Regions from separate parts of the Homo sapiens genome. Here region 2 is linked to region 1. A link is a loop called in an ENCODE intact Hi-C map of the cell type or tissue named here. Cell type or tissue: Calu3. All regions are shown on one strand. Links, peaks and the distances in the headings refer to the core of each region. The heading gives the core; the rest is flanking DNA.

The links. A loop is a pair of places that touch in the nucleus more often than their neighbours do. Peaks named below come from ENCODE experiments on the same cell type or tissue, not always from the same donor. Only the 100,000 strongest peaks of a DNase experiment are listed, where the experiment ranks them.
Region 2: it touches region 1 in a loop (5-fold over the local background); 3 of 110 quality-filtered maps call a loop at or near these places.

Annotation. Positions count from the first base shown.
Region 1 is chrX:65,739,317-65,754,384 of GRCh38, reverse strand. MSN (moesin) reads right to left here. Exons shown (of 13, transcript NM_002444.3): 13 at 12,454-14,656. The coding sequence ends at 14,492. Among named protein-coding and RNA genes, the nearest start is that of MSN, 79 kb to the right of the region's middle. RefSeq lists a silencer at 1,792-1,990 and an enhancer at 3,255-3,314. In Calu3, for the core only: no CTCF peak of the experiment used is centred there; a DNase peak (open chromatin) is centred at 9,274.
Region 2 is chrX:65,864,513-65,879,580 of GRCh38, reverse strand. No RefSeq gene overlaps it. Among named protein-coding and RNA genes, the nearest start is that of MIR223HG, 140 kb to the left of the region's middle. In Calu3, for the core only: CTCF peaks have their summits at 7,364 and 7,572 (motif pointing left); a DNase peak (open chromatin) is centred at 7,510.

The sequences.
Region 1 (15,068 bases), core at 4,625-12,624:
ATATTACTCCTTTGTCGGATCCATAGTTTGTGAAGATTTTCTCCTACTTGGTGGGTTGTGTGTATACTCTGCTGACTATTTCTTTTGCTGAGCAGAAGACTTTTAGTTCAATTGAATGCCATCAATTTATCTCTGTTTTTGTTGCATTTGCTTTTGGGTCCTTGGTCATGAAGTCTTTGCCTAAGTCAATGTCTAAAAGAGTTTTTCCGGTGTTATCTTCTAGTATTTTGATGGTTTCAAGTCTTAGATTTAAGTCTTTGATCCATCTTGAGTTTATTTTTGTATAAGGTAAAAGATGAGGATCAAGTTTCATTCTTCTACATATGGCTTGCCAATTATCCCAACACCATTTGTTGAATAGTATGTCATTTCCCCACTTTATGTTTTTGTGTGCTTTGTCAAAGATCACTTGACTATAAGTATTTGGCTTTATTTCTGGGTTCTCTATTCTATTCCATTGGTCTATGTACCCATTTTTATACAAGTACCATGCTGTTTTGGTAACTATAGCCTTGTGATATAGTTTGAAATCAGGTAATGTTATGCCTCCAGATTTGTTCTTTTTGCTTAATCTTGATTTGTCTATGTGGGCTCTTTTTAAAATCCATATGAATTTTAGGATTGTTTTTTCTAGTTCTGTGAAGAATGATGATGGTATTTTGATGAGAATTGCATCAAATATATAGACTGCAGCTGGGCACAGTGGCTCATGCCTGTAATCCCAGCACTCTGGGAGGCCGAGGCAGGCAGATGACTTGAGGTCAGAAGTTCGAAACCAGCCTGGCCAACATGATGAAACCTCGTCTCTGCTAAAAATACAAAAATTAGCTGGACATGGTGGCACACTCTTGTAATCCCAGCAACTCAGGAGGCTGAGGCATGAGAATTGCTTGAACTCAAGAGGCAGAGTTTGCAGTGAACCGAGATTGTGCCACTGCATTCCAGCTTCGGTGACGGAATGAGACTCCATCTCAAAAAAAAAAAAAGAAAGAAAAGAAAGAAAAAGAATATGTAGATTGCTTTTGGCAGTGACATACTTGTTGGACTTTCTAACTTGTCCTAGACATCCTCTTTTCTTAAGCAACCAGTTATTTTATTTTAGGACAAGAATTTCCCATACAAGATTCTTTGTAACATTTCTTACCATAAATACCTCTTCACCTTTGTAATCTTTTAATTAGACGAGCTACTTTTATTCTGTTAGGAAGTTATGGTTTGTATTACATGTTGTTGTGTGAGTCCTGAGAAGAGGGAGCAGATAAGGAGGTTATCTACATGATGTAGAAGTTATCCCCCATCAAGGGATTGCTCGGTTAGATTTCTTGTTTGTGTGAATAAGTGTGGGCTATATTTAAAACTCCTGAGGTAAGAATATTTAGGTTGAAGCTATTGGTTATAGATCTAGGTAGCTTTCCTGGGAGAAATAGGGCTATTAGAGGGAAAGAGGAATTTAGAGTTTGGGTAAATATAAAGCAGACACCCATCTTAGAAAGTATATTCTTGTCCCAAAGGGGGGTGGGGTATTTAGATATTACCAGAAACTCTTGGGAGAATGGTAATTTATCCTTTAAGTAGAATAAAGTGGTGTGAATTTTTCTACTGAAGGAAGGGGTGCCACTTGGCCCCATTACCTGACAGGATTTGGAGGAGAGTTGCTTAGAGAAGAAGATTAGTACAGAGTAGGCAGTTCTTGAACTTAAAAAATTTATTTATTTTACTTGCCACCTCCAGAGTTGCCTTTGGCTTTGTCTTGTTGATGATGACTCTGATTTGGGAGCCAGTCAGAGAAGAGAGTACCTGCAGCTCAAGGCCATTAGGGGTTGGGATTCTGTTCTGGGGAACATTTTGACCCTTAGGGCAGTTTCATTTTCAGTAGCCGAGCTTGTGGCAGAGGGGACAAGCCACGCAGGGCTTTTTCACATTTATCCCATTAAGGCAGTTTGCCTTTCAGTGGCCTGGTCTTTTGCACGATGGCAGTTACCTGTAGGAGTGTCCTTAGGGCTACCTGGAGGGGGTTGGGGGCTTGTAAAACAGCCAACAGTTGAGACTGCCTAATGTTCCTGTGTTTTTCTTTTTTCTTAGCTTTGTTCTCCTTATTCGGCTCTCAGTTATAAAAGAATGAGGAGGCTAATTTGAGGATTTCCTGCATAGGGGCCATGCTGTATTACACAAGAAAATTAGACATTTCTTTTTGAGAGTCTGAGGGTTAAATTAATCCCAGTGTTTTAGGAAGCAACCCCGAGGTGAGTCTGAGGGAACAGATGAGATTTGTCCTATGATGGGACTGAAAATGACAAGCTGCTGGGGGTAATGTCCGCTGCGGTCATGAACTGCACTTTGTCTCAGGGCATCCTGCCGAGGAAAAGGGTTCCACTCACGTCCACTGAGGGACTTCGAGATGCACTTTCCAAAGGGGCATCCTACCTATTGGAAGGATCTCCCAGCATTGTGGCTGATGGCCCTGGGGTTTTATGCTGGATGGCTAGTCCAGGTAGGAGGAATGAGGATGAATGGAGAACACAGCCTGGAACTAGCCCAGGAGAAGGAATGGGAATGGGGAGATTCACCTGAGGCCACTTGAAATCATCTGATTTGGCAACATCCAGAGCAGGTTTGGCTGTCTTTACAGTAGAATTTAGAATGAGGAAGAGGGGGTCTGAGTTCCCCAAAACATGTGTAGGTTAGCTTTAGTCGAGCTTTAGCTGCCAATCATGCTACATGTAGGGATTGGGGACTTTGGGGAGAGAGCTTTCCTCTCTTCCGAACAAGGCAGACAAACCTGTTCACCCCCTGACCTTCAGACTCCACCAGAGAGTAGCTCTGGCCAGTGACCATCAATTGCCAGAAAGATACTGGAATTTTTTCACAGGAAGACTGGAAAGAAAAACAAAACTCTAAACTCCCACCCAATTGGGCAGTGGTCAGACGTGCTATCAGGACCTTCTGGTCTTCTGGGGAGTGGCCTCAGCTGGGATCGTCAATTGGCTCCAGGCTTGGACACTGTCCACCAAGAGGTTGGAGTTAGGGAAGAGAAAAGGGAGAAACTAGGAGACACGTTCTTAAGCAGTTCCTGAGCACTCCCTGAGTAGCTCCCGAGCATTCTTCTAGCAGTCTTGGAGCACTCCCTGATCAGTCCCACACACTCCCCATATGGGCCACCAAAATGTTGTGGGTGCAACTAGCTGGGGCTGATGTTGTGGGCAGTAAAGGAATTTACTAAGACAGTTGTGGGTAAAGGAAAAAGAATTTATTAAAGAAAGTACAAAGACATGTTGCAAGAAAGCAATGGGCAGCACAGCAGGGAAGAGGCTGCCTGCAAAGAAGCAGGGGATGGACAAAAGTTTTATAAGGTCATGCTGGAGGGGGCTATGTGCAAGTGAATTTGTGCTGTATGCTAAGAATATGTTGGGGTAATTTTTAACTGCCAGGTCTTTCCTATCCAGGTGCCCAGGGGAAACACTATGCTGCTTTTAGCTGTCTTGCGACCCACATGCTTTCCGTTTCTGGTGTTGCAAGATACTGACTGTGGTTTTTCACACAAAGAGGTGAGCTCTGCAAACTGGGTTAGGTCCCTGTTCTGCCAGCCTGGCTCCTCCCTGGTTCCTGTTAACTTATTGATTTACTGGGGCCCCAAAGTTACCAGGAACTTGTGGTAAGGAGAGGAGGGTAGTAGAAAGTGACTGATAATGAATATGAAGTTTCTTTTAGGGATGATAAAAATGCCCTGAAATTAGATAGTGGTGGTATTTGTATAACTTTGTTTTTTTTCTGTTGTTGTTGTTGTTTTTTGACATAATTTTACTCTTGTCACCCAGGCTGGAGTGCAATGGTGCAATCTTGGCTCACTGCAACCGCTGCCTCCCAGGTTCAAGTGATTCTCCTGTCTCAGTCTCCTGAGTAGCTGGGATTACAGGCACCTGCCACCACACCCAGCTAATTTTTGTATTTTTAGTACAGATGAAGTTTCACCATGTTGGCCAGGCTGGTCTCGAACTCCTGACCTCAAGTGATCCGCCCATCTTGGCCTCCCAAAGTGCTGCGATTACAGGTGTGAGCCACCAGGCGCAGCCTATAACTTTGTGAATAGACTAACATCCACTGAATTATACATTTTGAAAGTGTGGAATTTGTAATATGTGAATTTCATCTCAATATTAAAAAATTACAATTAAAAAACAAAGTAAAAAGATGCCACGAGATTTATCAAATGGAGAATATTAATATAGAGGTGTAAATTATTTTTAAAAATAACCAAACAGAAATTCTAGGGTTAAGAAAAGTTCTTCATGCTGAAAGAAAGTGACTCTAGACAGCAATTTGAATCCACACATAGAAACAAAGAGCAGTAGTAAAGTTATTTATGGAATAAAAGACAGTGTAAATTCATATTTCTTCTCTGTTCTCCTTAACTGATTTAAAAGACAATTGTATAAAGCAATATGTATACTGTTGGGTCTATACCATATAGAAATGTAATATATTTGACAGTAATAGCCCAAAGGAGGTAGATGAGAGCAAATTTATATTAAAGAAAGAAAATATAACAAAATCTATAAATGTATACTTGCTTTCCTCTTTTTCTCCATTTCTTTAATAGACTTGAAATTGTATAAAGTAATAACAATATATTATTGCATTTGTGACATATATAAATGTAATATATATATATATATATATATACATAACAATAATAGCACAAAAGGGGGAGATAATAGAGCCATGTAAGTGTTTCTTTATCTCACCAGAATTAAGTTTGTATAAGTTGAAGGTGATTTTCACAAGTTAAGACGTATATGTTAAGCCCTAGAGCAACCACTAACAAAATAACTAAAAAAAAAAAAAAAAAAAAGGCAGAAAACACTAAATAAATTAAAGTGTTACATTAGGAAATACTTACTGCAAAAGAAAGCAATAAAGGAGGAATAGAGGAACAAAACATGGGCTCCAAGATCAGAAGGAATAATTCAGAAGAAGAAATAATTCTGGATTTTCAAGTTTCAAGAGTGGATTTTAGCAAAGACCCTTTGGGCCTACACTGATTGCAAAAAAAACACACAGCTCAGCAAATCCCTAACAGACAGTACTTGGGCAGGGTTTTACTTTGCAAAGATATTGCATTTGCAAGGAGCAGTTTATGGAGCTATCTTTATTTTGGATATTTTTCCACAAGCCCTTTTCTATTTGGGTGAGACTAAATTCTGCCACTGGTAATAAGACCCTTACCTTACCTTCTCAGAAATGTAGACCATTGAACAGTTTTTCACTTATCCAGAAAAGTGGCAGCTGAACCACCCTGCTGCCAAGTTGTTCTATTTACATAGACCCAAAACTCACCAAAGATACCCCTAACCAGGATGAGGAAGAAAATTGTACTAACAGAGAAAGACAAGACAAGGGGCTCAGGCTAAACTAGAAGTTTTCTTGGAGAGGTCAATGGATATGTAAAAATAGTGGGTGGAATTGACACTTCCTAAACCCCTCTGACAAGATCCAAACCAAGGGCTGTGAGAAAAATTAAGTTATTCTGGGATTGGAAGACTTTCAGCTATGGGTGGGCGAATTGGCTGGGAGACAGAAAACAAGAGGTTAAAATAACAATGTCTTTTGACAGCAAATTCTACCACAGGACAGGTCTGCAATTTCACATGGTTATAAATAATCTGAAGAGCAAGGTAATGCTTTTAGTGAAATTGAGTTTCTAATTCATACAGCAAGTGTTCATGTAGAACCTATGTACTAAGCTTGGTCTGGCAGTGGAAGATTTTGTGATGAAAAAGACATTGCCCCTTTTGGGAGGGATTGTATAATCAGGTTGAGATTCACACGTGAAGAGAGCCACTCAGTGTCATTTCATTCATGAGCTGAAGCCAGGGGAGGACCAGACAATATGGTACATTAGTGAGGAGGGGAGGATGGACAGGAGGTTTCCGAGGGAAAGCAAGACTGAAGCTGGTCCTAAAAGATTAGATGTTGGGACTTTGGGGACTCGGGGAAAGAATGGGAAGGGGGTGAGGGATAAAGGACCACAAATTGGGTTCAGTATATACTGTGTTCGGGAGATGGGTACACCAAAATCTCACAAATCACCACTAAAGAACTTACTCATGTAACCAAACACCACCTGTTCCCCAAAAACCTATGGAAATAAGAAGTTAAAAACAATTACAAAATAAATTTAAAAAAGATTATATGTTGGAATTCAGAAAGAAAGAGGAAGATCATCCCAACTAGAGAAAGCAGCACATTCCTAGGGAGGAGCCATTAACTCATTCAACAAACATTGAGTACTTACTGTGTCCAGGTAAGTTGTTGGAGAATACAGCTGTGAACAAAAAAAGTCCCTGCCTTTGTGAAGGTTATATTCTAGATGGACAGATGGGTAATAAACAATAAGAAATAGATAAATTAGATCATTTCAGTTAGTGAGAAATGTTATGAAAAAATAAAGCAGGATAATGAAATAGAGAATGAATTCAAATCATGGTTTGCCTTTTTATTAGCTGTGTAACTTTAGGAATGCTGTTTAACTTTTTTGTGTCTTAGTGTCCTTCCTCATCTATAATATGGTGCAATAACAGCATTTATCTTGTAAGAGCATAGTAAGGGTGATTTAATTTATGCAAAAGGGCTTAGAACGGTATCTGGCACATTGTAAGCCATATAAGTTAGCTATTATAGGTGTGTATGTGAGTTGGGAAGTGGGGACTAATTCAGATAGGGTGATAAAGGGGTACTTCTGTGAGCTGGGACCTGAATGATGAGGAGCCGGTCATGGGAAATTCTCTGGCAAGAACATTCCAGACAATGGGGCAGTTAAAGGCCTGATACTTGGATGAGCTTGGGATATTAATGGAAAAGAAATAAGGACAATGTGGCTGAAGCATAGTAAGCCAGGGAAGGGTGCTAAGAGGTGAAATGAAAAAAGAGGTGAGAAAGGGCCAGATTACATAGAGCCTGGAAGGTAACAGTACAGATTTGAATTTCATTCTGAGTGTGATTAAAGAAAAAAACCCATGGGAGGTTTAAAGTAAGGGAGTGATGTAACCTAATTTACACTTGTAAAAGGTCTCTCTGGCTACTGTGTGAAGAATGGACTGTAGGAGAGCAAAAGTGGAGGCAGAGAGACCTGTTGGGAAGTCATTTCAATTGTCCTGACCAGAGGTAATAATGGCTCAGATTAGGTGATGAATTGGAGGAAGTAAAAAGTAGTTGTGTTTGGAGTCATATTTGAAAGAAGACTGGATAGGCCGGGCTCAGTGGCTCACACCTGTAATCCCAGCACTTTGGGAGGACAAGGTGGGCGCATCCCTTGATGTCAGGAGTTCAAAACCAGGCTAGTCAACATGGCGAAACCCTGTCTTTACTAAAAATACAAAAATTAGCCAGAAGTGGTGGTGCGTGCCTGTAGTCCCAGCTACTTGGGAGGCTGAGGTGGAAGAATCGCTTGAGGACAGGAGGCATAGGTTGCAGTGAGCCGACATCATGCCACTGCACTCCAGCCTGGGCAACAGAGTGAGAGTCCATATGGAAAAAATAAAATAAAATAAAATAAAGAAAGAAAGTAGACTGGACAGGCCTTACTACCGATGAACTGGTTCTAGGAGTGAGAAAAGAGGAATGATGGTGCCTGATTTGGGGGCCTGAGCAACTGGGCAAATGGTGGCATCATTTACTGAGGTGAGGAAGATTGAGGGAGGAAAGGATTTGGGAAGAAAATCAAGCGTTCTGCTTTGACTAAGTAAACTTTAAGAATCGTATTAGATATGCAGGTAGAGGTTTCAAGGGAGCAGTTAGTTGTCCAAATTGAACTTGGAGAGAGTTATGGACTAGAGAGATAAACATGGGAGTCATTAATACATAGGCCATAATTAGTCACTGAACTGGGTGAAATCACTTGTGCCTTGCAGAGAATGTGAGACCAACTCAGGTAGGAATGGAGAAACTGAACAAAGAAAAGAAGAGTAGAAGTTTCTGACAAGTTACTGGCAGCAGAGGATAGAAAGTTGACTGGAGATCTAGTGAGGAGGCCACTCACTAGAGGCAACGGTCCCAGCAGCAGAAGAGAAGCAGATATGGCATTAAAAAGCTATTTGCAGAATGAAAGGCAGGAGATTGGGCACTGGGACCGCGCTAGGGAAAGAAAATTGTCAAGGAGAAATATCCAAGTTCTTATTCTGGAAAAAGGCGTGGATAGTGGCGCCACCAAGTGAGAGAGAGGCATAAGAAGATGAGCCAAGTGGAATAAGAATAAAAATAATATATTTGTTATTCTGAATTTGAAGCTCTAGGAAACATTTAAATCTTGCCTCTGTCACTCCAAGCTATGTGACTTTGGGCAAGTTACTTATCCTTTCTGTACCTTAGTTTCCTTATCTGTAATAACTGCCCTTGTCTCAGAGATACTGTGAAGATATGTGGTAATACCTGTAAAGCACACTGAACAGTAAGTATTTAATAAATGCTAATTACAATTATTATTGCAATGGAACGTCATTATGAGAAAGTCTGGGATTTTGAGGGATGCCAGGTCTAGTATGCCTGGAATGCAAAGTGCTGTGGGGAGATAGATGATGATGGATAGTGGAAGATAAGACAAGTCAAATAGTGAAGAGCCACTAGGCTAAGGAATTTTGGCTTCTTCTTCAAGGAGGATCCAGAGTGAGGGTTGTTTTTGTTTTGTTTTGTTTTGTTTTGTTTTGTTTTGTTTTGAGACAGAGTCTTGCTCTGTCACTCACGCTGGAGTGCAGAGGAGCCATCTCCACTCACTGCAATCTTCACTTCCTGTGCTCAAGTGATTCTCGTGCCTCAGCGTTTCGAAGAGTAGCTGGGATTACAGGCATGCGCCACCACACCTTTTGCCATTACTTTTAATGGCAAAAACAGCAGTAACTTTTGCACCAACGTAATAGATTTTTATGGAGACTTCATTATGTAGGCATGGTTGATTAAACTATTAGCCATTGGCAATCAACTTGACCTTAAGCCCCTCTCCCCTCCCTGGAGGTTAGAGGAAAGTCCCAACCTTCTATTCATGCTTTGTCTTTCTGGTGACCAGTCCCACACTGAAGTTATTAGTCAATCATTAGCATACAAAAAGACAGCACTTTGGAGCTCCCAAGGATTTTAGGAGTGGTATGCCAGGAAATAAGAGGAAGACCAAATATATATATTTCACAATATCGCAGTAGTCCATTCATTTTTATTGTTGAGTAATACCCCATTTATGAATATACAATTGTTTTGTTCATTCTCCTGTTGATGAAAGTCTGGCTAGCTTCCAGATTGGTGCTATTGCAAATAGTATTGCTATGTCTTTTGGTGGACATAAGCACTCATTGCTCTTGGATATATACCCAGCATCTCTACCCATTATTTTTTAAATTAATTTTTTTGAGGTCTTTGTAGATTCACATACAGTTGTAAGAAATTATACAGAGAGATCCCATGTACAATTTACTCATGTTCTCCCAGTGGTATCATCTTGTAAATTAGCCTTCAATATCACAACCAAGATTTTAACATTGATATAGTCAAGACACTAGGTATCACAAGGACCCCTCCTGTTGCTCTCTCATAGCCATATCCATTTCTCACATGCTCTCCATCCCCTGCCTTGTTCTTTAACTGCAGGCAACCACTAATTTGTTCCCTTCTCCATTTCTATAATATTGTCATTTCAAGAATAAGGAATTTCAAGAAATAGGGAAATGGAGAATAATGCTAGAGTGGCTTAAAACAGAACAAATTCTGGAGGTCAGATTGTCAGAGATGCTTGAGCCAGAGCTACTTCATCTAGAATAGGGGCTGGGTAAAAAAAAAGGCTGAGACATACTGGGCTGCATTCCCAGGAGGTTAGGCATTTTTAGTCACAGGATGAGATAGGAGGTCAGCAGAAGATACAGGTCACAAAGACTCTGCTGATAAAACAGGATGCAGTAAAGAAGCCAGCAAAAATCCACCAAAACCAAAATGGCAATGAAAGTAACCTCTAGCAGTCCTCACTGCTTATTATACACTAATTATAATTCATTAGCATGCTAAAAGACACTCCTACTAGCACTATGACAGTTTACAAATGCCATGGCAACGTTTGGAAGTCACTCTATATAGTCTAAAAAGGGGAGAGACCCTCAGTTCTGGGGAAATATCTCCCCTTTCCTAGAAAACTCATGAATAATGTTTAGCATATAATCAAGAAATAACTACAAGTATACTCAATCAAGCAGCCCATACTGCTGTTCTGCCTATGGAGTAACCATAATTTTACTTTCTTGATAAACTTGCTTTCACTTTACTCTATGGACTCACCTCAATTCTTTTTTGTGAGAGGTCCAAGAACCCTCTCCTGGGGTCTGGATCGAACCCCTTTCCAGTAACAAGATGAAAGTCCAAAATGGGCTAAAACTGAGCTAAAACTAAGGTGTCCACAAAGCTGCATTTCTTCTGGAGGCTCTAGGGGAGAATCCATTTCCTTGACTCTCCCATTTTATAGAAGCCACCTGCATTCATTGTTTCATGGCCCCTTCCTCCATCTTTAATATCGGCAACATAGCATATTCAAATCTCTCTGAATCTGACCCTCTTCCATCTTTAATGACTCTTGTGATTATATTGGGCCCACCTGGATAATACAGCACCCTTTCCCTATCTTAAAACCCTTAACCCAATGACATCCCAAGTCCCTTTTGCAACGTAAGGTAACATATTTATAGGTCCCATGGATTAGAACATGGATGTCTTTAGAGGGCCATTATCTTGCGTGCCACATCCATCTTCCTGGGAGAAGTCTACCTGTTTTCCATTTAAAATAAATAAATAAATAAATCATTTACACACATACAACCCAATATCCAAAAACAGAGATCCTCTGGTTGTGGTTGGAGGGGATCTAAAACTCCTTCACTTTCCAAGGCAACAACAGTTGGGATAATCATTAGCAGAGACTCCTAAGGCCTCCTCCTACACTGATGTTCTAGGGACTTCGAACTATATCTGCTACCTTAGAATTGAAGCTGTGCAAATGTCTCCTCTTCCTAGTATATGTCTGCCCACCCCCAGGAGGACATACTGGAATCATCAAATACATACACTGGTGCCTGGATCCCAATACTAGAGGTTATAATTTGATTTGAAGATATGGTCTGGGCTTTGGAATCTTTAAAGGATTCTAATGTGCAGACAAGTTTTTGAGCCACTGCCTCAAAGGGTTGTTGTTAAGGATTTAAAGCTCACAAAACATACGATAACTGGGCCAGGCCTCATGGGCTCCCACCTGTAATCCCAGCACTTTGGGAGGCCGAGGCAGGCAGATCACTTGAGGCCAGGAGTTCAAGACCAGCCTGGCCAACATGGTGAAACCCCATCTCTACTAAAAATACAAAAATTAGCCAGGCATGATGGTGTGTGTCTGTAGTCCCACCTCCTACGGAGGCTGAGGCAGGAGGAGAATCGCTTAAAGGTTGCAATGAGGCAGGATTGCACCACTCCACTCCAGAGTGGGCAACAGAGACTCCATAAAAAGAGTAAGAGAGAGAGAGAGACAGAGAGAGAGAGAGAAAGAAAGGAAGGAAGGAAGGAAGGAAGGAAGGAAGGAAGGAAGGAAGGAAGGAAGGAAGGAAGGAAGGAAGGAAGGGAGAGGAAGGAGGGAAGGAGGGAAGGAGGGAAGGAAGGAAGGAAGGAAGGAAGGAAGGAAGGAAGGAAGGAAGGAAGGAAGGAAGGAAGGAAGGAAATATATGATAACTTACTTTTCCTTGCAAGTGTTGGCTTACCAGGAAGGAAAGTGGTAAGTGAGAGTGCCAGGTCCAGGACAGTTTAGAAGGTTTGTCTGGCCTCAGTTTCCTCATCTGCAAAATGAGGATAACCATATCTAGGCTACAAAATGTTTTATACATGTTTTATAAACTATAAAGTACTACCCAATAGCTTTTGTACATACACACACTCTCCATCCTCACTTCACACTCCATTCCCCACTGCCTTCTGCAACAGGGCCCAAGGTAGTTTCCCTGACCTTTATTGGCACTACAATATGTGAGGGTAGTAGGAGGCAGGAAAAGCCTGAAGACCTTCCTGACAAAGAGGCAGGACAGGGCCTGAGCATCCCAAGAGAAATCAAGAGATACAAATAAGTACCTCTTAGGTCCCAATGCCAGGCAAGTCCAGGAGCATCACATGGTCAATGCAGGATCCACACCCACAGTAGAAAAGTTGGCCTGGAACTACCGAAAGGGCACAGACTATTAAGTTAGACAGTCCTGTGACCTTGGGAAGTTATTATACTTTTTTGAGCCCATTCTCTCCTATATAAAATGGGGATAGTCATATCACCCCTCTCCATAGAACTGAGGTATAGATGAAATGAGACCAAAGATAAGAAGGTAATATATAAATAGAAACTGCAGTGAAATATCTTACAGCTACCCACTCATACCACAAAGAACGATTGAGTCACTGTGAAGTCTTCCTAAATTTTATTGGCACTGAAATAGAACATGGATTGAGCATAAACCCCTCCAAAAACAATTTTTAAAAAACCCAAAAAGTACACAAAAAACCCCTGAATACAAAATCTAACCTTTTCCCCCAGCCTCCCTAAGGGTAAGTTACTGACTTTAAGGCAGCTATTAATAGATTGCCCCACAATTCCAGGTTTCAATTTAGCCAATATAGGACATATCACCAAGTGAGCTAATTCACAGCAATGCACACAAGACTCCTCAAGGTCAGGCACAGAGTGGGGGGTGGTGGCCAGGGGGAATTGAGGGAGGCTCTAAGCTAGGGGCACTGCATGGTGGGACAGGATGGCCCCTTGAGGACTGAACCCTGGGGAGAAGACAAACAGTAATAATAAAAACAAATAACAAGTACTTTAAGAATGGATTGTATGACCTATAGTGACAGATGACATCACTAATACTGAAAGCTTCTTATATTAATAATTTTGGCAAAATGTCATTTTGTAATATAGTATATGCTTTCCAGGTGTGGGGGTGGTAAAGTAATGAGGCCAAAATCATCCTGCCCCAAGACTAATATCTTCTAATGGTGCATTAGCAAGGAAGGCAGAAATCAATATTTAGATATCAGTAGAGTACATAATACTGTAGAAAGAAGAAGAGCACACATGAGACAGAGAAGGAGGTGGATGCTCCTGGGTTGAGAGCAAGGGGTGGGGGTGTGGAAGGGACTAGGCCAGAATCCCCAGCAGCTCTCTGGTTTACAGCTCCAAGGGACAGAACAGCTGGTGTCAAGACCTGGGTTAGAGGTTTGTCAAACAGAGGCAGGGCCCAGTCACCTCTTTGGAGGGGAGTGATGAGAAGGGGATTTTGGTCACCTGAGAGGGTTGAGTAAACTTGGATCAGGGCACAGGCTTCTCTCACCATACTCAGCTTTTTGCACTCACTCCCTAGTTGAGCCTACTGGCATCAAGCTCTAGATGCCAAGGCTGGGATGGCTGTGGAGCAGGAGCTATGGCCCAAGTAGCTCTGAGAGGGGAAGAGACCTAAAACCCCTAGCAGGGAAAATACTGACGCTAGGTGTGAACATATCCTCTCTTTTCACAAGAGTCCTGATGGGGCTGGCTGAGCTTTTGGGTACTCATCCCTACTGTTATAGCTGGAGAGGATTTGGGTATTGAAGCAGGGAGGGGCAGATCCCACGAAGTGACTGCAGATCTGGAATAATAAGTAAGGGGTAGATCTGCCCATAGAGCTCACTTTAGACCGGCCTATACTCCTACAAGGAATTGGGGTAGGATCTTCTACTCAGCCTTGCCACAATAGAATGGCCAATGCCCTTCTAGTATGTTTGGTGAAGGTCTTGAAGGCACCATTTCCCCCATCCACCCTGGGGAGAAATTGAGTCCCTAAAGTCAACGACAAGGCTTATTGAGGCTGAGTTTGCAACAGATCCGATCTGGGAGGTAGAAACAAAAATGACTGAACATCTTTTTATCCCCCAATCGTTACAAAGCCTAAATAACTCTAAACGGGATGGGAGGGCAAATTTTAGGTCAGTTGACATCCTGGAGAAGATATCCTAGGTCCTGTCTCATTCCCTAGACCGCATAACACTCCAACCGTGTAAATCTCAGGACCCTGAAGAAGACAGTGGTAGGGGAGAGGAGGGGAGCTAGCTTCCAACCTACTCCACACTTGACTCCCATAGGACAACAGTAAGTGTAAGGGCATTTGCAAAATCAAGTGGAAAGTACCTCTAGGCTGGAGAAGTAGGATATTCTAGCCATACAGATTCAATGGAACAGAGAAGAGAAAGGAGGTTCCATTGGCACCATAGTGAGCCATTCATTTGCCCAGGGAAGTGGGTGGGGGCTAAGGGGCTAGGTTTGGTCCCATGGCTACATTAAATGCTTGGCATGACTCCAGGGCTGCTCTAGTTAGTGGCTCCAGCACAGTATGAGTTAGGTGAGTTAGGTGTAGGAGTGTGGGGACAAGGAAAAAGGGAGGAGGGGTCCCTAGAGGCTGGGTGCCCATTACATAGACTCAAATTCGTCAATGCGCTGCTTGGTGTTGCCCTGCCGGATCTGGCGCAGGGTCTTGTATTTGTCTCGGCCCAGTCGCATGTTCTCAGCATGGATCATGTCATTGGCAGTCTTCTTGGACTCATCTCTGGCATTGGCCAGCTCCGAAGTGAGGGCCTGTGAGGATGTATGGGAACACAGAGGTCAATGGCTTTCTCTCATTTTACCTCCTGTTATTTGACCAGACTTCCCTTCTCTTCTGTTTCCTTCTTTCTTCCTCACCCTTTCTCTCTATATATAAATATTGAGAGTCATTTCCAACTCTGTTAGAACTGCAGTGGGGCAAGAATATTAAAAAAAAATAAATAAACTTAGGGGACCAGTTGATAATGGGTATCCTTTAAGAGTAGAACAACATACAAAAGATTCAGGTGGGAATTTTGTCAGCTAGATATTTTCTTAATGTAAGAGGTGAATGGAGTGAGTGGGAGGTGGGGCAGAGAGAAAATCTCAAAAAGGGAAGAGATAGCCCAAGGTCTGATTAATAAGTGAGAGGTGCCTATCCTTAAAGCTGTCACTTAAGAACGGC
Region 2 (15,068 bases), core at 2,682-10,681, 130 kb before region 1:
TCACAGGACACATGAGTTTGAATGGAAGGAAAGACAAGTAAATGTGTGCTTTAAAGAAGGATGCTGTCTGCCAGGCACGGTGGCTCATGCCTGTAATCCCAGCACTTTGGGAGGCTGAAGCGGGTGGATTACGACGTCAAGAGATCGAGACCATCCTGGTCAATATGGTGAAACCCCGTCTCTACTAAAAATACAAAAATTAGCCAGGCATGGCGGCGGGTGCCTGTAGTCCCAGCTACTCGGGAGGCTGAGGCAGGAGAATCACTTGAACCCTGGAGGTGGAGGTTGCAGTGAGCTAAGATTGTGCCACTGCACTCCAGCCTGGCGACAGAGTGATACTCCGTCTCAAAAAAAAAAAAAAAAAATTAAAAAAAAGAAAGATGCTGTCCAGATTGCTATCCAGCATCTAAGAAGGCTATTCAGCATTTGGGAAGCCACATAGTTTCTGGAAGAATTCCAGCCTAGCATATACACGCTTTAGTTGCCATACACCTGTCTAGTCCTCCTTAAAGATGAAATTTCTTTCAAACATAGGTCTTCATTGGTAGCTCAAAATTCGCCTCACTCCCCTCCATGTGCTGTCCATAAATCCTGTGACACAGACCCTCAAAATGTCATCTGCTTTCACTTATATAATGGGTGTGTCTGAGAAAAGGGGGAGTTTAACAGGATCGTCCTCAAGATTCTGAGTCTACATAATTTAAGTGAGGAGGCTCCTTTCTGTGTCCAGCTCCATCCTCTCCTTCAGACACAAATTTTTACCTAAATCTCAAGTTAAACATGCTTAAAGCATGCCCTTCATTCAACCTCCTTGATTTCCTAGTTTCTATAGACAATCTCTCCATCCTCCCAACCCTGACTCCAAGCCTTAAGAATCACCTCACACTTCTCCCTCCCTTTGGCTGCCCACATCAAATCAATCACAGGGCCCTGTCAGTTCTCCCACTGCAGCAGGACTGACATCAGTGTGGGTCTTTTCATCTGCGCTGCTCAAGTTAAAGCCTCATTACCACTGATCTGGATTATTGTAATAACTGTTTTTCCAGAATCCTATCTCTCACTACTCTGATATATTCTGTACCAAACAGTTACCTACTTACTGGCCCCTTATGATTATCTGTGTAACAGACTAGTCAATGGAGACACAGAGGTAACAATGGTCTTACCTTCAAGAAACTCTCCATCTACTTATGGAACACATGTGAAATAACAATGAAAAAATAAACCTCATTAAGCTTTAGGTTGGAAGCATAAACTAAAATTCTGTAGAAATGTAGAAAAGGGAATAAATGCAATATTTTGTTGTGGTTTTGAGGGAAAAGGGTTTTATAGAAAGGCTTCACAGAGGAGATGACATTTGAACAGGATATTAAAGGTTAAATAGTTGGCTTGGTGACAAAGGGGAAGAAAGGTATTGTAGGCAGAGTCAAGTCTGTGTGTGATGGTATGAGGTGTCATACCGTAAAACAGCCTGAATGGTCAAAATACAAGAATCTTGTCAGTAAGGCAGGATACAGGTTTCCGACAGAACCTTTTGGAGAAAGTGGGGGTAGGGGTGGAACTACAGAGCAACCTCAGACAGAATTCAAGCTCAGGGCACTGTCCAGGTGGCGACTTGTTTCTTGGCAACAGGATGAGAGCCCAAGAAATGTGTCCAAGGGGTCTGCCAGCAGCAAGCTCCTGGCCCCATTTTACCAGTGACTGCATTGGCCCCAGTCCTGTTTCTGCCAAAACACAGTCAGCTAGCCCCACTTATCTTTCCAGCAGCTGCTCCAGAACTGCTCCCCATCCTAACCCAGGACCTGCCTGCACTTTTTTCTTTTTATTTTTTTATTATTATTATACTTTAAGTTTTAGGGTACATGTGCACAATGTGCAGGTTAGTTACATATGTATACATGTGCCATGTTGGTGCGCTACACCCACTAACTCGTCATCTAGCATTAGGTATATCTCCCAATGCTATCCCTCCCCCCTCCCCCCACCCCACAACAGTCCCCAGAGTGTGATGTTCCCCTTCCTGTGTCCATGTGTTCTCATTGTTCAATTCCCACCTATGAGTGAGAATATGCGGTGTTTGGTTTTTTGTTCTTGCGATAGTTTACTGAGAATGATGATTTCCAATTTCATCCATGTCCCTACAAAGGACATGAACTCATCATTTTCTATGGCTGCATAGTATTCCATGGTGTATATGTGCCACATTTTCTTAATCCAGTCTATCATTGTTGGACATTTGGGTTGGTTCCAAGTCTTTGCTATTGTGAATAATGCCGCAATAAACATATGTGTGCATGTGTCTTTATAGAAGCATGATTTATAGTCCTTTGGGTATATACCCAGTAATGGGATGGCTGGGTCAAAATCTCCTTAAGCTGATAAGCAGCTTCAGCAAAGTCTCAGGATACAAAATCAATGTACAAAAATCACAAGCATTCTTATACACCAATAACAGACAAACAGAGAGCCAAATCATGAGTGAACTCCCATTCACAATTGCTTCAAAGAGAATAAAATACCTAGGAATCCAACTTACAAGGGATGTGAAGGACCTCTTCAAGGAGAACTACAAACCACTGCTCAAGGAAATAAAAGAGGATACAAACAAATGGAAGAACATTTCATGCTCATGGGTAGGAAGAATCAATATCATGAAAATGGCCATACTACCCAAAGTAATTTACAGATTCAATGCCATCCCCATCAAGCTACCAATGACTTTCTTCACAGAATTGGAAAAAACTACTTTAAAGTTCATATGGAACCAAAAAAGAGCCCGCATCGCCAAGTCAATCCTAAGCCAAAAGAACAAAGCTGGAGGCATCACGCTACCTGACTTCAAACTATACTACAAGGCTACAGTAACCAAAACAGCATGGTACTGGTACCAAAACAGAGATATAGATCAATGGAACAGAACAGAGCCCTCAGAAATAACACCACATATCTACAACTATCTGATCTTTGACAAACCTGACAAAAACAAGCAATGGGGAAAGGATTCCCTATTGAATAAATGGTACTGGGAAAACTGGCTAGCCATATGTAGAAAGCTGAAACTGGATCCCTTCCTTACACCTTATACAAAAATCAATTCAAGATGGATTAAAGACTTAAATGTTAGACCTAAAACCATAAAAACCCTAAAAGAAAACCTAGGCATTACTATTCAGGACATAGGCATGGGCAAGGACTTCATGTCTAAAACACCAAAAGCAATGGCAACAAAAGCCAAAGTTGACAAATGGGACCTAATTAAATTAAAGAGCTTCTGCACAGCAAAAGAAACTACCATCAGAGTGAATAGGCAACCTACAAAATGGGAGAAAATTTTCACAACCTACTCATCTGACAAAGGGCTAATATCCAGAATCTACAATGAACTCAAACAAATTCACAAGAAAAAAACAACCCCATCAAAAAGTGGGCAAAGGATATGAACAGACACTTCTCAAAAGAAGACATTTATGCAGCCAAAAAACACATGAAAAAATGCTCACCATCACTGGCCATCAGAGAAATGCAAATCAAAACCACAATGAGATACCATCTCACACCAGTTAGAATGGCAATCATTAAAAAGTCAGGAAACAACAGGTGCTGGAGAGGATGTGGAGAAATAGAAACACTTTTACACTGTTGGTGGGACTGTAAACTAGTTCAACCATTGTAGAAGTCAGTTTGGCGATTCCTCAGGGATCTAGAACTAGAAATGCCATTTGACCCAGCACTTTTTTCAAAAGCTTATCTGGCCCTTACACATTACTCTCCTGACCTCATCACCGTTCTACAGACAAACATTCGGAGCACCCAGATATTTGCTTTTAATTCCTTGTTACAGTTGGCAGCTAGTCAGACATGAGCAGTGCAGGAGAGGACACCACCTCCACCAGGAATGTCAGACAACTATAAGGTGATGGTCAGGCAATTGTTACACTGTGTCTCTAAAATAATAATCGGTGGCAGCCAGCTCCAGGGAAAGACAGTCTCCCAATAGAAAAACTCCTGAAACGTGATCAGCAGCTTCCCGATAAGATCTCAGGAGGTGGGCAAGTGGGCTCAAGCATGTGCATTAAGAGGAAAAAAGGTGGCGTTTAACTGGTATATGACCTTCTGTGAATATTCAGCTAGTAAGGGAAGAACACTTCAAGTGAGCATGCATGTTTACTGGAGCAGTTAACTCCAGGAAACACACTGTGCATGCTCTCCTCCCAAGTGCTAGTAGGCCACTGCACATACAGATAGCCCACCCCAAGGGAAGAATCTGGGGAGAAGGGCTGCAAGACCCCCAAAGTATGCCAACTCCAAGCCAAAAGGTCAAACTGTGCACTTGATCTCTCAAGTCGCCCACTTGGCCCTCTCCCAAGGGTACTTTACTTCCTGTTCTAAATCATTTTAATAAACTTTCGCTCCTGCTGTAGAACTTGCCTTAGTTTCTCCTTCTGTGTTATGCCCTCAGTCGAATTCTTTCATCTGATGAGGCAAGAATTGAGGTTGCTGCAGACTCATATGGATATGGATTCACTGTCAGTAACACTCTCATCGCAAAGTGCTCACCCTTGGCTTAAGCCTCTTAGCTCATAGCCTTGCTGACTCATACTCTGAGTGCTGCTTGAACTCACTCCTAAGTGAGATATTTCCACTCTTTCCTTCGGAATGGGGATTTTCTGTGCTTTCGCCACTTGTGGATTCCCTATAGCACTATAGTAGGGCTGTGTGGATTGAAGGGATCCAGTGACGTTTACTGAGTAATTGAGAAGGTACTGATCTCTAAACCTCAGTGCTTCATGTCCTTCCCTGTGATCTTGGAATGTAATTCGTCACTACACGTTTGGCCAGAAATTGTCCCCAAACTTGCCAGCCCATGTCTTGATCTCTCAGTGACCCCTCCCTTCAATCATGGCTCTCTTTAATATCACTCACCTAGAGCCTTGACTCACCAAGAGTCTTGCCATGGACTCTCTTTTTCTCTCCTCTGGACCTCCAACCCCAGTCTGTCTCCCCTGGGTTCCCCTAGCCCCTGCCCCTCTCTCTACAATGGCCCCAGTCTCACCTCTTCCCCTCTCTCAGCCTCCTCTCAGCCCAATTCAATACAGCTTTATTCTCTAGAGCCTTCTCTGCAGCCCCTGTCCCTGTCACTGTGCTGTTGGATTTACACCAGACTCTCTCCCCTCCCCTTTACAGCTCTCCCACAGCCCTTCCCCAGAGCGGTCTCAGGGCCAGAGGCTCTCCCCAGCCCAACTGGGACCAACACATTCCAGTCTGGTGCAGCAGGGTCCCAGGTGACTCATGCCCTTATTTAGCAGGCAAGGAGAAGCCTAGCTGGATGGCCAGAAGGCAGGCTACTGGGAAGTTTGAAACCCTTTAACAGAGCCAGCAGGCCGACCACATCATCTCTGGTCACTGAGCTGTTTCGTGACAGTCCAGGTTGCAGTCCAGGAGCAAGTTGTGCAGTCCAGGAGTAAGTTGTACAGTCCAGGAGCAGGCTGTGCAGCCGTGCTCCAACGCTGTAGGCCCTCTTCTCTCTCTCCCTCTCTCCTGATACCTAGGCCACACTCACTTCCTGGCCTTCCAGGCACTCCCACCAGTCGGGGCCACCGGGACTCTGGGCAGTAGGTTGCCAAAGAGAGCTTTGCAGCTGTGGCATCCCCACCAAAGCTCCAGCTGCAGGCACTGCAGATTTCTCACCTGCTGGAATTGCAACCCTGTGGTGCACACCTCCCCCATCCTTCGGGTGAAGGCGGCACAGGACAAGCCCTGCACTAGCCAGCCATGTCCCAGATCTGGTTAGCCAAGGCACGTGGACACCTGAAACAAGGATCCGAGCAAGGTAAGTAGTTGGGGCCGTAGGAAAGGAACAGGTGGCCATTGCGCTCTATGGCCACCAAGATGCATGCAAGGGTGTGGTGGGAGATAGGGCTGAGGGAGGGAGCACCTCAGGACCAACTCCACCCCTCATAGCTTGGAAGCCCTGCCAACATCCCACTTTCACACCCCAAACTTGGAGGTGTTGAAGCCACCACCAAGGTGCGAAAACCACTTTTTTCTTTCCTGCCACGCCGGGAGAGCGCCCTGCAGAGTCAGATCCTGAGAGAGTAGGCTGCCATGGGCCTCTGTAGAGCTGGAATTCTCCCTAGTCTGAGAGGTGCAGCCTGGGCAGAGACGCCTGAGCCCCCTCTCTAGAATGCAGGTGATGACTCCCTACCCTACCTAACACTCGGAGAGGGCAAGGATTTCCCTCTGCTCCATCCAGCTCCAAGAAGCTTTTCTCCACTAAGCCACAGTTTATTCATATGTCAAATGGGGATACCAAAATCCATGCACAGAGCTACTGTGAGGATTGCAGTCGGTAATGCATGTGAAAAAGCACAACACAGATTTTGGCAGACAGTGTGCACTCACTTTTACTTCTTTCCTCTTGACTCTCCAACCTTTAAATGATAGAATTCTGGCACATTTCCTGCGGGGTTGGATTCTGCACCACCTAAGCACAAATCATGCTGAATTAGCTACCTCAGCATCAGGCTTAGTAGGAAAGTGGGGGTTGGCAGACAAGGTCCAGAAAAAACAAACAAACAAAAAAAAAAACCAAAAAACAACACCAGAGAGGAGAAACCAAGGTGACTGAAGAAATTCAGGAAGAGAAAGAGGCCAAGAAAGTGGAAAGAGACACCAGCAGGGACATAGAATCTGAAAACAAAGTGGAGCTCTGGGGATTTGAACAGGGAAACTACAGGAAAAAAAATTAGACCCCAGAAAAAAATGGGTGAAGCCTCAGAGATCTAGAGAGGATACTAGAAAAACAGATGATGCCACAGGGACATAGGGGATAGGGAACTCCAAGAGACCAAGAAACCCCAGAAACCTAGGAAAGAGGTAAGATTACAGAAAATGGATGAAGCACCAGTGATACAGGGAAGGGTCTCAAAGAAACAGGACTGCAGAAAAGGCATAGAATCATGAGGAAGAAGAGAAGCGTTCCTAAGAGAACAGAAAACTGCAGAAGAATATTAGAAAGGTATTGTGCCAGGGATTTAGGTAGGGGAACATGGAAAAGAGAAAAGCCCACAGGTCTCAGATGGCAGATAGGAGGCAGGACTAGCTTGCAGCTCCCACTCAGACAGACAGAGCAGCATGTGAAGACTCACATCATGAACTTTTGCTCCAAGAACTACCGCAGGAACATACCAGGAAAACTGAGAGAATTCACAGACCCTCTGAAGGAACTGGAGCCACTGTAGGCTCCCTGAGATACCAAAAAACTGAGTCTACTTGCTTTCTCAGCAAGGATGCTGGTGGTCACTCGGTGCTGTTGGGGGTGGGTGTGCACAGTGGGAGTGAGACTGGCCTTTAGAACTGCAGGCTCCTTGGGAGCAAGGTGAGGCCTGTGACTGTCTGATTTCCCCTACTTCCCTGGTTACCAGTATGACTCAGCAGAGGCAGGCATAATTCCCCTGGGACTATAACTCCATTGTCCTGGGAACCACACAATCGCAGTGAGCCCTGCCCAAGGACAGTGTGAGCTCGAGTAGTCCTATCCCTGGCTCCACCTGGTGGTGTTTCTCTACCGGCCTTGGTTGACGAAGACAAAGGACATAATCTCTTGGGAGCTCTGTGGTCCTGCCCACCACCTGAGAAACCTGAATACTAAACCAGGCGACCCCAAGGCAAGTTTCTCTCTATACTTCTGCAGCTGATACACTCTTGAAAGCACTACCTCCTGGCTGGATGCCAACAAACAACCCTCCTAGATTAAAGCAGGAAGAAATAGGAACTCTGAACAGACCAATAACAGGCAATAGGAAAAGGATTCCGTATTTAATAAAATGTACTGGGAGAACTGGCTAGCCATATGCAGAAAATTGAAACTGGATCCCTTCCTTACACCTTATAAAAAAATTAACTCAAGATGGATTAAAGACTTAAATGTAAAACCCAAAACTATAAAAACCTTAGAAGAAAATCTAGGCCATACCATTCAGGACATAGGCATGGGGAAACACCAAAATGGCACATGTATACATATGTAACAAACCTGCACATTGCGCACATGTACCCTAAAACTTAAAGTATAATAATAATAAAATTTTTTAAAAAAAGAAAACGCCAAAAGCAAAAATTCACAAATGGTATCTAATTAAACTAAAGAGCTTCTGCACAGCAAAGAAACTATCACCACAGTGAACAGACCACTTACAGAATGGGAGAAAATTTTTGCAATCTATCCATATGACTGAGGTCTAATATCCAGAGTCTGCAAGGAACTTATACAAATTTACAAGAAAATAACAAGTAACCCCATTAAAAAGTGAGTAAAGAACATGAACAGATACTTCTTAAAAGAAGACATGTATGCATCCAACAAACATATGAAAAAAAGCTCAACATAACTGATCATTAGAGAAATGCAAATCAAAACCACAATGAGATACCATCTCATGCCAGTCAGACTGGTGATTATTAAAAAGACAAAAAAAAATTAGATGCTGGCAAGCCTGCGGAGAAATACTCTGTTGGTGGGAATGTAAATTAGTTCAACCATTGTGGAAGACAGTGTGGCGATTCCTCAAAGACCTAGAACTAGAAATACCACTTGAGCCATCAATCCCATTACTGGGTATATACCAAAAGGAATATAAATTATTCTATTATAATAGAATAATTATAATAATAATTATAATAGATACATGCATGTGTATGTTCATTGCAGCACTATTCACAACAGCAAAGACACGGAATTAACATAAATGCTCATCAATGATAGCCTGGATAAAGAAGATGTGGTACAAACACACTGTGGAATATTATGCAGCCATAAAAAGGAATGAGATCATGCCCTTTGCAGGGACATGGATAGAGCTGGAAGCCATTATCCTTAGCAAACTAACGCCAGAAACAGAAAACCAAGTACTGCGTGTCCTCACTTATAAGTGGGAGCTGAATGATGAGAACACATGGACACAAGTGGGGAATGACATACACTGGGGCATTTCAGAGGGTGGGGGGTTGGAGGAGGGAGATCATCAGGAAGAATAGCTAACGGATGCTGGGTTTAATACCTAGGTGTGGGCTGATCTGTACAGCAAACTACTGTAGCACACATATACCTATGTAACAAACCTGTACATCCTGCACATGTACCCCTGAACTTAAAATAAAAGTTGGAAATAAAAAAAAAAACAAGGAAATCCTTTTTTGTCCCTAGGTCACAAATACATTTTCCTAATTTTTTTTAATTAACTTTACAAATTTTTACTAACTTTACATGTTTCATCTTTAATATTTAGATGTTTAATCAATTTTGAATCCATCCTTGTATGTAGTGTTAGCCAGGGATTCAGTTTTATTTTTCTTAATATAGTGAGCCAGTTTTTCCAACATTATCTACTAAATAATCCATTCTGTCCCGATTAATTTTTGGTGGAACCTTTATTGTATATTAGGTTTTCATTTATACTGATTTTTTTTCTTACTTGTCTGCTTCCTTCAAATGAGAAGATCTACTTGACAGCAGGGACTGTCTGACTTGTATGCTCAGGACATAGCACAGTGCGTAATGCATAGCGAGTGCTCCATGAATATTTCCTGATTGAAATAATAAATAAATGCAGCAACCATAATATTTTTTCTGAGCCTATTAATTGACCGCAACTTGGGATAAAATATTTTCAACTTTAAAGTGAACATTTATGTTTCATGTATTTTGCAATAGCCCATTAAAAAATGGCCCCATTCTCTCCTTTCAGCTAGCTTGTGATCTGAGGAAGAGCACACAATGAAGAAAATAAAGTAATTCATCATTATTTTATTTTCTGAACATCTCCCATGTGCAAAGCCTTGTGCGAGGTATTTTACATGCATTATCTCATTTAATTAAAATCGAGTTGTAAAAATTAGAATGTGTCCAAGGGCATTTATGTCTCTAATAAATTGAGTTTTGAAATGACATATGATATGAATTTTGTTGTGATGAGCATTGGTTTTCAAAATTTTTAGCAGCTGATTAATTTTTATCTTTTAACAAACCCTTAACCAATAGATGAAACAACCAAAAGAGTTACATGGATTCCTCCAGCCATTTACATTTTTGCTGCTAGGTCAGTTGTGAGACAACCCCCCTGCCCTGCCACCAGAAGCCTCAGCTTCTGAGCAGCACAGCATGAAAATCACTGCAGTGAGCAAGAAAGAACTGTAGGTTCCAATGCTTCACAAAACTAAAGTATTAAGACAGGCCACTTTTACTACTTTTCTCCATTTTCTGATTCCTTGCTGCATTCCAGAACAGGGTTCTTTCTTCAAACCCTGGATTCCAGTGTCTTCTGTCTATCTCTAATATGTTTGTCATTTATTTTGTTACTTTGGTAAAATATGAATAACATAAAATTTGCCCTTTTAACCATTTTTAATTGTACAGTTCAGTGGCATTAAGTACATTCACATTGTTGTACAAACATCACCACCATCCACCTCCAGAACTTATCATCATCCAAAACTGAAAACCCACACTCATTAAACAATAACTCTCCATTGTCTCCTGACCCCAGCCTCTGGCAACCACTATTCTACTTTCTGTCTCTATGAATTTGACTACCATAGGTATCTCGTATAAGTGGAATTGTATAATATTTGTCCTTTCCTGACTGGCTTATTTCACTGAGCATAATGTCTTGAAGGCTCATCCATGTTGTAGCATGTGTTGGAATTTCCTTTGTTTTTAAGATTAAATTATATTCAATTGAAAGTATATACCCCATTTTGTTTATCTATTGATGGACATTTGGGTGCTTCCACTTTTTGGTTCTTGTGATTAATGCTGCTATGAACATGGGTATACAAATATCAGTTTGAGTCGCTGCTTTCAATTCCTTTAGGAATTACACCTAGAAGTGGAATTGCTGGATCATACACTAATTCTGTTTAGCTTTTTGAGGAACCACCATACTGTTTTCCATGGCAGCTGTAGAATTTTAAATCCTCACAAGCAATGCATGAGTTCCAATTTCTCCTCATAACTGACAACACTTGTTGTTTTCTGATTTTCTTATAATAGCCATCCTAATAAGAGTAAGTGTGAAGTGTTATGTCATTGTGGTTTTGATTTGTATTTCCTAATGATTAGTGATGTTTAGCATCTTTTCATGTGTTCATTGACCACTTGTATGTCATCATTGGAGAAATTTCTATTCAAGTTACTTGCCCATTTTTAATTGGGTTGTGTGTTGAATTATAAGAGTTCTTTATATATTCTAAATACGTGACCCTTATCAGATTTATTATTTGCAAATATTATCTCCCACTCTTAGGTTGTCTTTTCACTTTCTTGATAGTATCCTTTGAGGCACAAAGGTTTTTAATTTTAATTGAATTCAACTTATCTTTTTTTCCTTTTTAATCTTGTGCTTTTTGCGTCATATCTAAGAATCTATTGCCAAACCCAATTCATTAAGATTTACCCGTGTATTTTCTTTTAAGAGTTTCATAGTTTTAGCTTTTACATTTAGTTCTTTGATCTATTTTGAGTTAATTTTTGTATGTGGTTTGAGGTAGGGCCCCAAATTTATTCTTTTGTATGTGGCTATGTTGTTGCCTCGGCACCATTTGTTTAAAAGACTATGCTTGCCCATTAACATGTTTTGACAGTCTTATCAAAAATCAGTATTGAAGATATATGGGTTTATTTCTGGATTCTTAGTTGTAGTCCACTGATATATATGCCTATCCGTATACCAGAACCACATTGTTTGATTATTGTATCTTTGCAGTAAGTTTTGAAACCAGGAAGTGTGAGTCCTCCAATTTTGCTGTTCTTTTTAAAGATTGTTTTGGTTATTTGCAATTCCTTGAGATTTCATATAAATTTTCACATAGACTTTCCTATTTCTGCAAAAAACATCATTGAGATATTGACCATGATTGCATCGATACTATAGATCATTTTATAGTATTGACGTCTCGATAATATTAAAGTCTTCCAATCCATGAGCTTAAAATGTCTTTCCATTTATGTGTGTCTTTAATTTCTTTAGGCTATGTTTTGTAGTTTTTAGCATATAAGTCTTCTTTTTTTTTTTTTTTTTTTTTGAAACAGAGTCTTACTCTGTCACCCAGGCTGGAGTGCAGTAGCAAGATCTTGGCTCACCGCAACAGCAACCTCCACCTCCTGGGTTCAAGCAATTCTCCTAGCTCAGCCTCCCGAGTCGCTGGAATTACAGGTACACACCACCATGCCCAGTTAATTTTGTTGTTGTTGTATTTTTAGAAGAGACAGGGTTTCTCCATGTTGGCCAGTCTGGTCTCAAACTCCTGACCTCAAGTTATCCACCTGCCTTGACCTCCCAAAGTGCTGGGATTACAGGCATGAGCCACCGCACCCAGCCAGTGTATAACTCTTTAGCCTCTTTGGTTAAGTTTAATACTAATCATTTTCACTATTTTGAAATTTTTGTAGTTCTTACACTTTTGCTGTATGCAATGGAATCATTTGTCATTTTTCACAGGGTACATAAGTTTTTAAAATATATTTTTGACAATTCTGCTGTGTTCCTCTTCTGGTAAGGGGGTTCTCAAGTTACTTTTGGCTCCAGTTTCAGTTCTGACACTAATATCCTGTGTGGTCTCAGCCAGGCCCCCTTCTACTCTCTAGGCATAAATTTCCCTATGTACCATTAGGAGGTGAAGGGTGGCTTAGAACAGTGATTTTTTTTAAACATGTTTTGCTATTCCTAAGATGTGTTTCTGAGAATATGAAGGCCAGAGTGGGATGATCAATATATTATCGATATATTATCTGTTTAATATATTGTGCATATAATTTTGCTAAAAGAAATAATTTTTTCTTCAAAAATAGGAGGAATAGCTGAAATTTAAGACTCCTTCTAAGTCTGCAGTTCTGTATTCCTAAGCCAGTATGTGTGAGGAGGAGATGTGTGATGAAGAGGGTATAAACTGGATAAAGGGCAAATACTTTTGGGGAGGAAAGAAAGGGGAAAAGCAAGTGAAGAAAAATCAAGTGAATATACTTGCTTCCCGCCCCCTCCCTGAACACTCAGAGTTTTCAGGCCCTTAAGAACCATTCTATGGGCTCAGAAAGCATGACTTTAGCCTTCAGAAATACCCACAACAACATTCTTTTCTGGAAAGCCCCACCCCTGTAGCACCCTCTCTCACCATGACTACTGCTGCTGCTTGGCTGAAGACATAGATCACTGTAAGGCAAGCTACCACTAAACTTGTCTTTCACTGGCTTTATGACTTGGACTGGGTGTCTCTCATCTTAGGCATCATCTTGCCTAAGGTGTACCTCAGAAGTTAACCACAGCCCTAAACAGGCCCTGGATTGACCTTCAGTACAGGAAACAAAAAGCAAAGCAAGAAAACAGACATGAGCAGTACTATTCTGAGGTTTTCCTTAACTTGAAAATATGATTTAAAGAATACATACAGAAAAAGAACATGAACCATACAAGTAGCATTTGATAAATAACTATGAAGCAAAACACTTGCATAACCACGACCAGGTCAAGAAATAAAACAATACCAACACCTCAACATTACCTCATGTGCTCCTCCCTATTTCCCTCTCCATCTTTCCCCACTAGAGGTAACTACTATCCTAGTTTTTACAGTAATCATTTCTTTGCTATTCTTTATAATTTTACACCATAAATAGGCAATGTGTTTCCTTATTCTTCTCTCCCTTTGGCCTATAGTAGTTAAAAGCCCAAGCCTTGAAAAAGATGGTCTGAAAGTCTGTTTTTGCTATCTATTAGCTGTGTGGCCTTGGGAAAGTTACTTTTCTTTGTATGTTAGATTTCATACCTAACAGGCTAATAATTGTATATTGTACAATTACAATTGTACAATTCTAATGAGGCTCTGACGAACGGATTGAAATAAATTAGAAAATTACTTGGTACATAGCTTGTGCTCGTTAATACTTAGCTATTACTGTTATTCCAACAAAGTGGAAAGGAAAGTATGTTCTTCTCAGAGGAGGGTGCTAGGACATGGAAGGCATCAAAGGGGTGGCAGGAGAGCTACCAGGTTCCTGCCTAAAGGCCTCATTCTCCCACAGAAAATTAAGCTGACCATAAAACACTTTCAAAGTGGCAGTAGTGCCATAAGAAGTTATCATACTAAGAGTGACAGTAGCACCAGCAACTGCAGTGATACCAGGAGTGTCAGTGGCCCAAGCAGCTCTAAGATCATAAATACTAGTGGAAACTCCATTGCTAGTGAAATCATAGTAGCCATTGAGAACACAAGCAGCAGCAACATCAACAATGCCAGCATAGAAGCAAGCACCAATGCAGACATGAGCGTCAGTGAAGGGGTGGGCACCTGCAGAATTGAGACTGGCAGCAAAACTGCAAGTGCAGCCAATACTATGATCTTCAATGAAGACATCAGTGTCAATCATAGCTGAGTGTCAATGAAGGCTTGAACACCTTCAGGAGCTTGAGCCTGAGCACATTTGGGAGTCTGAGTTCCAGTGGGTGTCTGAGTTCCAGTGGGAGTGAGAGTGGCAAACAGCAGTCCACTATTTTGGTCCTCAACCAGTCATACTGTATCTCCAGGTGAGTACCATGCTTGTCCCTACCTCCTGCACCCTGACTTCCCTGCTTACAGGTCTGTCCAAAGGAGCCCAAGAAATGAAAGCCCAGGTGAGTAGAAAAACATCATAGGAAAGGCAGCTTGGGAGGGTTTGAAGAAGCAGGGGATTAAGCATTTTCACAGATAATATGCAGTGAAATTTACCAAAATCCTCAGAGAAGTTAGGGCAGAAAGAATCCTCCTTCTTTGCTTGCCCCTAAGCACCCTGGCAGCTTCCCACATGAGGAAGATACTGGAGATTTTTGCTTTGTTTTGACTCATACTAGGACCATCTAACCTAGGTAGAAGGAAAGGCCAACTTGGGAAGAAAGATAATTGTTTTTAGGACCCCTTTCCATCAGCACCAGCTGCCAGCCATTGTTCATGAATAGGAATGTGGAAACCATGCCTCTCCCCACTCCATATTTCAGGACTCTTTCAATGCCCATGAGTAGAGCTCTAGCTCTTTCTCCTTT